2 separate regions of the Homo sapiens genome follow, and region 1 is linked to region 2. The links are chromatin contacts, found by Hi-C or POLR2A ChIA-PET in ENCODE. All regions are on one chromosome and are shown on one strand. Each heading gives the region's core, a stretch centred on a gene start or an enhancer-like site at or near the end of the contact. The rest is flanking DNA. Distances are from core to core; before and after follow the strand shown. Region 1 has its middle 62 kb from the start of TES. Region 2 overlaps MET (MET proto-oncogene, receptor tyrosine kinase).

What was found. Hi-C counts contacts between places; a loop is a spot of excess contacts on that map. ChIA-PET counts read pairs that join two places held with the same protein, here RNA polymerase II (POLR2A). Pooled maps may share reads with other maps.
Region 1: a map of mammary epithelial cell shows a loop between it and region 2 (4-fold over the local background). The contact joins two enhancer-like sites. A Hi-C loop is called at or near these places in 2 of 168 maps with a recorded cell type or tissue (cardiac septum and mammary epithelial cell), 1 of 37 single-sample maps with no recorded cell type and 1 of 50 pooled maps. POLR2A ChIA-PET finds 5 or more read pairs at or near these places in 4 of 52 experiments (A549, BJ, PC-9 and 1 more).

What each region holds. Positions count from the first base shown.
Region 1 is chr7:116,270,801-116,275,114 of GRCh38, reverse strand. No RefSeq gene overlaps it. Among named protein-coding and RNA genes, the nearest start is that of TES, 62 kb to the right of the region's middle. Within about 2 kb of position 2,959, at least 19 of the 41 ENCODE cell types and tissues checked have a DNase peak (open chromatin) inside an H3K27ac peak, as active enhancers do; they include mammary epithelial cell, where a contact is called at or near this core.
Region 2 is chr7:116,677,183-116,681,217 of GRCh38, reverse strand. All of the region lies in intron 1 of MET (MET proto-oncogene, receptor tyrosine kinase), which reads right to left. The region is part of intron 1 of COMETT (cytosolic oncogenic antisense to MET transcript); the gene reads left to right. Among named protein-coding and RNA genes, the nearest start is that of MET, 7.0 kb to the right of the region's middle. RefSeq lists a silencer at 1,600-2,111. Within about 2 kb of position 1,602, at least 2 of the 41 ENCODE cell types and tissues checked have a DNase peak (open chromatin) inside an H3K27ac peak, as active enhancers do; they include mammary epithelial cell, where a contact is called at or near this core.

The DNA of each region.
Region 1 (4,314 bases), core at 1,710-4,209, 410 kb after region 2:
CCACAATGCAATGAAGAATCACAGTTGCACTTAGTTTTCAAATCTCTTTAGTCGTCCTTGATCCGGGGTGGTTCTTTGACCTTTCTTTGTTTTTTATAACTTTTTTTTTTTTTTTTTTTTTACAGAACAGCCCATTGATTTTATAGAATGATTTTCAAGACTAGTTTCAGCTTATGCATTGTTGTCAGGGATGTAACATAAGTAATGTAGTGTTCTTCTCAGTGCATCACATCAGAAGGCTCACAATGTCTGTCTCATTACGAATTATGTTACCTTTGATCACTTGATTAAGTAATATATTGACATTTTCCCCTCATTCACTTCTTCACTCGCCATGAACACCTGGATGTTTAGTTATGAAATTCTACCAATTCAGATATTCTCCTTCATTCCCATGGGCTTTGCCCAGACACTAGTTTCCCAACTATATCTCACGTACAAACCCTTCTTCCATATTCTTGCCAAAGTTAGGTTTTTAAAATACAAATTTGGCCATGAATTTTCCACATCTTTATTAATTAAGACTTTCTGTTTTACTCGATTCCTTATAGTAGCATTTCCAAACTCTCTTATATGGAACACTAACTTTTCAAAATATCCGTGCAGCTAAAGGGATATTTGGTGAACTAAGTATGGGGAATTTTATCTTTATTAACATATCTTGCAGAACCATATACATTAGCACATTGAAGACTGTGAGAAGTTTTACAGAAAAAAAATTGAGCATTTCCCACACTTTCTTGAAAAAGAAAAATTTGTTTGCTAGTCCCCATAAATAATCCAATAAATAAGTGGTCTATGGAGTTAATATTTTATAAAACACCTTTGGGAAAATGTCACTGAGTATAGTCATACTCTTCAGCTAGCCTTACAGTGATACTCATACCCCACTTCCCTTCTTCACCAACCCAAAGTCCATTAGTCTTCCTGCCAATAACCCTCTTATCATCGGTCAGAACTGTTACTTCTCCCTGATGCTCATGTCTTCTTACTGCATAATGCCTTCTGTCTACAAGACTGTGGTGAAACTATGTTTGGAATGCCCTTTGCTATCCCAATTCCCACCCTTCTCCTCCTGGGTCACTTATTATCTTATTAAGACCCAGTTCAAAGGTTGCCCTCCTCCCCCAAGTCTTCTCTGCTCTCTTCTTCTCCCTTTTTGTGTCCCTCTATTGAGGGCTTATCACATTGCATATGATGGTCCTAGTCTGTTAGAGCTGCTGTAATAAAATACCATAAACTGAGTGGCTTATAGGCAACAGAAATTTATTTCTCCTAGTTCTAGAATCTGGAAAGTCCAAGATCAAGGCTCTGGCAGATTCACTACCTGGTGAGGGCCCACTTCCTCATAGTCATCTTCTCACTCTAGCCTCACAGGGTGGAAGGGGCAAAGGATTTCTCTCAGACTTCCTTTATGAGGGCGCTAATGCTATCCATGAGGGTTCCCCCATCCTCCACCATGACCTAATCACTTCCCAAAGGCCCACCTTTTAATAACCATCACCTTAGGGGTGAGGATTTTGGCATACGAATTTTGAGGGGACACAAACATTCAGTTTGTGTTTGACAGTTACTTGTTTGCATGTCTGCCTCTGTCCTCACTTGGTGAGCTTCTTATATGCCTTGTAAATATCACGGTATTTGGTAAGCTCTGAGTGTTGACTATTGAATAACTGAGTAAACACAGACTTGACATTTTCTACATACTGATTTAATCTGGTGGATTTGTTAACATCGGCTATACCTGGTGACCATATCAGATTGTTGGTACTGAAGGAATTTTTGTATCAAGCCCAAATTACAAGTAACCAAATAGAAATTTTTATTTTTCAATCCCCTTTTCTCATGCAACTCACCTGTATTTAGAAATGTGTGTTACAAATTATAAGAAGGAAATAACTTGATTATTTTATTTGAATATTAGTCAAAAGCAGCAGGTAACAGACATATTTCCATTTCATTTACTTTATAAGATTCATTAATTAAGAAGATATGATTATTTTATTGCTTAGTAAACAGAGCAAACTTTCTGGCATATATGTATTTTATATTTCTGAAGCATAACTAATTCTCTAATTTGGAAGAATATGTGAGTTTGATACATCTAGCTTATAGTATAATTCTAAATTTCTAGCCACAAATTTTCCAGTTTTTCCGTTCATTCAGTATGTCGTCACTAATCTTTTTTTCATTTCAGATATTTGGGTATCTAATGATATTTAAAAAGAAAAAAATATAATATTTGGTTAGTACAGTGTGTCTAGTTTTTTTGAAATTATATTTAGACCTTGATAGTCTTAATTTATTTTTCTAGATAAATGCATGTTACTGCATTTAATAGTAAGAAAACCCATTTTCCTGAACTTACTGTAAACAGGTGAATATATGGTGATAAACAGTGTTCTTGCATCATCTATGACTTTTGTAAACACACTTTGTCTTGTAATATTCTTTACCTTCTTTCAGTTAAAGATGTGATCTGTCAGATGCTTACATTTGTTAAACAACATTGACAAAAGCCTTAGCCTGTGACACTTGTGCATTGTCAACTTCATTTTCCCACTTTCCTTCGCCATGGGACTAGCTACTTCATTGCCATAACAGGAAAGCAGGATCATCTAAAAAAGCCAAGCTGTGGACTCTTTCCTCATCAGAGACCTCAGAGCCTGAATGAGTGCAATTTAGTTTCTGTCCCTTTGGAGACAGTTGTAGGGGAGTAAGCTTTCCGTAGCAGGAGAGACATGGTGATTTTTTCCCTATTGCACTCCAATTTTTCAAGAATGTGTTTGAAATCAGATGTCGAACTAAACTCTAAGTTTAGTTTTATTTCAAATACATTCCATACAGATTGTAGCACAGGATAGGGTATATTACTCAGCCTCCCTCCACACTGTGACTCATAAGGAAACCCCTTTTACCAGCTGCCAACAAATGAAGAGCTTGGGTTACCAGAGTTTGAGCAAGCACAGATGCAGAATGATCTGGAGCTGGGCAGGGACAGAGTGTGCATTCCAGGTTGGCAAAAGTGCACAGTTTACAATTGCAAGGCAAGGTTGGTGCTTGAGAACAGTCAAGGAGGCTGATAGATGCTTAGTAAATCAGGCTAAGAATGCATGATTTTCTCCCCCCGCATACTCCTAATGTGTTTTCAAAGCGGAGATATTAATTGTAAATTTTCCAAAGTGCTTTCTTTGTTGTTAATGGGTAAGCCATTTAAATATCTCTACAGCTGCATAGTTCTGATCCAACCCCCAAATCACAGCTAAACTTCTAATGCTGCAGTATGTGGTGGCTTGAATCAGCATTACCATACAAGGCAGCTTTGAATTCCTCGCAGTAACCTTTTATTACTGTTTTTAAGTTTCCCAAGCACTGCCAAATGTCTTGAACTTTGTGGAATGATTATAAACTTTATAAATATAAACCTTTGGTTCCCCTTTGAAATTCTGCTAAAGAAGGCCAAAATTATATTAACAGTGCATATATTTCAAAATCAAAGACCTGTAATACCATTTTGATTATTCACTCTTGGAAAAAAAATTGTTGGGATCATTGGACAATTGATAAAGGGGCATTGCAACAGCTGTGCTGACTTTCAGGAAAAAAAAATGATACAACCCAGAAACAATGTTTGGGCTGAAAAGCGGGCCTGCATGTCTGGTTGTTTGCAGATGCCTGGGATATTTAGAAAGCTGCCCCTTTAAAATCTCCAAAACATTTTGTTAGAAACACTTCGTAATGGAAGTATGTTGCCCTTGGCACCTCGGCAGAGCAATTCTTGCTTTCATTTCAAAATATGAGAAATTTCTTTAGAAACAGAAAGGGTTTTGTCTTTTGCAAGCTGACATGATGCATGGCCCAGAATCAATCCGATGTGGAGCAACTCCTTAAGGAGAGAAGAGCTTTCTCAAAGAACAGGCTACAGCTTTTGGAAGCTGCAAAGGCACATGGAAGAAATCTCTGTGAAAGGGCAAGCAAGCAAAAGAAAACTATTTCTATGTGGTGCTGACATCGTGACCTGACATAGTTCATATGAAAGGGAAGAAGATATACATTCAGTATTAAGTATGTCATGGTGAACACAAATTCACACTTTAGGCCTTGATTGTCAGGGTGTGAATTCCAGGTCTTTTACTTCTTAGCTTGGTGGCTTTCCAAATTACATAATCATAATAATTCTACTGCCCTCAGTTATTCTATCTGTAAAATGATAAAGTACCTACCTCGAAGGGTCGTTGTGAGGATTAACTGAGTTTGTATGTATAAAGTAGATATAACATTGACTAGAGCCACTTTTTGAAATAATGCTAAGAA
Region 2 (4,035 bases), core at 353-2,852:
TCAGAATAAAAGCTTTCTCTGCTTCTGTGACATATTCCTGCTATTCTTCCTGGTAACTGAGGGGAGGACAGACTAAGAGGCCCAATTTAGGACTGGATAGATGATAGTCTATCTTTCTCCAGAATCAAACCACATGTAACACAAGTTGGCAGAAATTTAGACTTTGTAAAGCAATGTCTAAATTTTCCCACCATTTCCCAAGGTGGGAAAATGGTAAAGGTACCATTTTCCCATGAGCTTTACTTTATTCCATACCCTCCCTCCCCCACTTTTTCTGAGACAGGGTCTCTCTTTGTCACCCATGCTGGAGTGCAGTGGTATGATCTCGGCTCACTACAGCCTTGGCCTCCCAGGCTCAGGTGATCCTCCCACCTCAGCCTCCTGAGTAGCTGGGACTGCAAGTGTGCGCCACCATGTCCAGCTACTTTTTGTAATTTTTTTAAGAGGGGGGTTTTGCTATGTTGCCCAGGCTGGTCTCAAACTCCTGAGCTCAAGCCATCCACCCACCTTGGCCTCCTAAAGTGCTGGGATTACAAGCGTGAGCCACTGTGCCTGGCCTATACACCATTTTGACCTGCCTCTTTCCTACTTAGAATTCAGGCAGCCTGATTCTTAATGGGACACCCTCTTTATGACTTAGGGTGCACTCAAGCCCATGACCCTTCAGCATATCCCGCCCACCTTTCCCCTTCCTTTGCTCATTGATCCAATATCCCATCTAAACCTCCAGGCCTTCTCCTTTATTATCTATTTTCTATATATGGCATAAGAATTGTCATAAAAAATCTTTCTTAAATTGAACTACATTTTCCCAACTGTTCAAATACTCAGGCATTCATTCATTTTTCAAGTTGTGAGACCTTTACATTGGAATTTTAAAAGTCATGTAAATACGAATGTGTACAAAAACACTGATATATGATTTATTACTGATGGTTTGGTTCCACCAATGAAATAAAAATTAGGCATGTCTAAACAAAGCTGTATAAATAAGTCAGTGCTGATACAGTGCCATCTACAATTAAATGTCAAAACAAGCTGTAATGATAATGTATTTAGTAAATCTTCAGGTTAACCTAAGAGAATCTCTATTTTAAGACCCTATTAACACAATTTTCCTTTTACCCCCCCGCCCCCTCAAGATATAAGAAATTGCCAATTCCATCACCCCAAATGTGATACTAAAACAGCATGCTTTTCACCAGGAAAGGTTTTCTGAGGATAAAAATGTGATGAGCCATTAGAAATTCACAATATGGTATCAAGAAAGATCTCAATGCCTATATTTTAGCATGATAGTTTATTTCTTTAAGAGAGAAGGAGCTGCTGTCTCCAAAGCAGCCATTCTTTAATCATGTCATTTGAAATGCACTTAAAGCTATGTCAAATTCATATAGGAAGTCTGGTTACCAGAAAATACACATTCACAAACAGGAAATCTAACTACAGCAAGAAGGTGTTTTCCCCCGACACAATAGAGTTCAAAGATGTGTCATCCATGTAATTTGGAGCAATACCCAACACCACTCTTATTGCTGAGTATTCCTCTCTCCCCTCTCCTATATTATGACAACTCGTGATTATAGCATTACGTTTTCTAAGCCTGTTTGGACTTGCTGCTCTTGCTTATACATACAAGCGACCTGCCCTTTTTCTGTGCATAGCTTTCAATCAGTAAGCATGTCAAGGTGGGAGGAAGGATGACAGGAATAGTAAAAGGGGGAAAATCAATTTTCAGAAAGCATATGGCAACAACTGAATATTTAATCAAATTAGTCTAGAAATTCCTTCCTATTTTCAGCACTCTTTGCAAGGCAGTTGCTTCATGGTGCAAAATGAATTTCAATAAATGTCATATATTTAGTTAGATGGCTTATTTTAAAAATTTGTCGAACAAGGTCACTGACTTAGAATAGATCTTATTCCAAGGTATGACAGATGGATATCAATATTGAATAGAAGAACTGACATTAGCTAGAAGTTTCTGGGCAGAAGAAAGAGTCATTCAACACTCTACAAAATACTTACTGAGTACCTACTATGTGCCAGAATAAAATGATGAATATTTGGGCTTTGTATTTATATTACAAAACAGAGAGGAAATGTGTCAAAATAATTTCCTTGGGGTTAGTAAGGATTACAACTGAGTATTACTGGTAAACAAGGACTTTAAAAAGTGCTTAAAATTTTCACATTGCATCATTCAAACATCCATACTGTCATGGTTGCAAGATTTTAGACCTAATCAGATTTTTGAGGATGCTGTTTATTGACGCTTAGCAAAAACCAACTTCCTATTTTTTTCTGGAACAAAAAGGCCTTACACAATTTTAGAGATCTCTTGGACATCAAAGAGCTTAGAGGGACATACAGTTTGTGAGTAATGATTTAAGATTTAGTGAATCAAAGACACATGGATTAAATTTCCCTTAAAAGACCCCTAGGTTTAAAATTTAATAGCTAAAATGCTGGTCTAGATACACTCTGGTCCCAATGCTGGTCCCAAGCAAAGCCAAAACCTATTTTTAAAGCTAGGTTGAATTGTCTTATGGACCCAAACCTTGGCTGGGTTTTCCTTTCCCACATGATTAGGCCTCAAAGGAGGCAACCTATCTCTAATAAATTTACCACTTCTCTTTTTCTCTGACTTGCAAAGACCATATTATTTCAAAGGTCTCAGCTTTGAATGTCTTTCTTTACATTTTTAATAAAATATTAAAAATTAGAAATCTTCCACGGTCTTATCAAACAGTTATTCCCCAAGTCATTCTTTTTTAAAAAAAAACATACATTTTCAAATTGGACCTGAGAGTCTAGGTGCTGCCTCAGAATTCCAACTATTAAGGAGTAGGAGACCATTTCAAAACAGGAATAGACCACTGATCTTAATATGTATACTGTATGTGCACTGTTTCATGATATATTATTATATTTGCATTTAAAATAGTAGGAAGAAATACAGTACATAATCTCCCTTTCTAACACAGTGGCCTTCTGGAGGGCTGCTAGCTTGGGCATTTCACTGAGATTTTAGGATTAAAGGAAACAAATTAGTGCACAACCTGTGAGCTTTTATTCCTTTGGAAAAATAGATTTTAACACTGATCTGATTGCTTTTAAAGGGCACTGGAAACCAGGAGGGCAGTGCATGTTTTGAATTTCAATGGCAGGGTAATAACAACGGGTGAAGTTCAGTCATTTCCAGAGACAGAGACAGAGAGAGAGAGAGACAGAGAGAGAGAGAGAGAAAGACAATATTCCAAAGGGGGAGTTTATCCTGAATCAGAGAACTTGGAAATGAAATTGATGCATAAAGCCATGATGGATTCAGGTTTCAGAAAACTACTACTTCAGTTTAAGAATGAAATAACTAGATTACCCTTTAGTTTAGAAACGTACATAGTTTGATGTAAAGTATGTGGGCTGATGAGTTTAGAAAAATAACCACGTGCCAATAGGAACTGACATAAAATATTGGTTTTAAAAAATTTGTTTAGTTAATTTTCTGAGAATTTTAGAAAATAAAATATTTTGTAGAAGCAGTCCTGGGGCTCTCGGGCCATGCATGCTGCTGCAATTGGGACCATCAGGAGCCCAATCTGGCTTGCAGACTTTCTGCCACTGTAAGCTGTATGGTGTTTTAAAGACACTGAGTCAACATTTTAAAATTGGGAGAGTCCTAGCTTCTCTTGAAAATCTGAAAGATACTACCACATGGGCCCATGCCATACACTGAGCCTCACAACAGCTCTAATCACGCCAAGCAGTGACTGCCCCTCTGCTTTTCCTAAGCAGTTTGTCAATCCCTAGTGAAATGGTTAGTTTTCCTCATTTAAGTTACCTGTTTGCAAATCTTGATACAGGATATAAATAGGGGAATAAGGGAAAAGGAAGAAAAGAGGAAGAAAATCCAATGCAGTGACTTAATACTGGAAAGGAAAAGGAAGGAGAGCGAGGGGGAAAGAAAGAAGTGCATAGCAGACAGAAGCTGCACACCATCAGCAACTGCCTCTTGCTGTCTTTAGATTTATACTA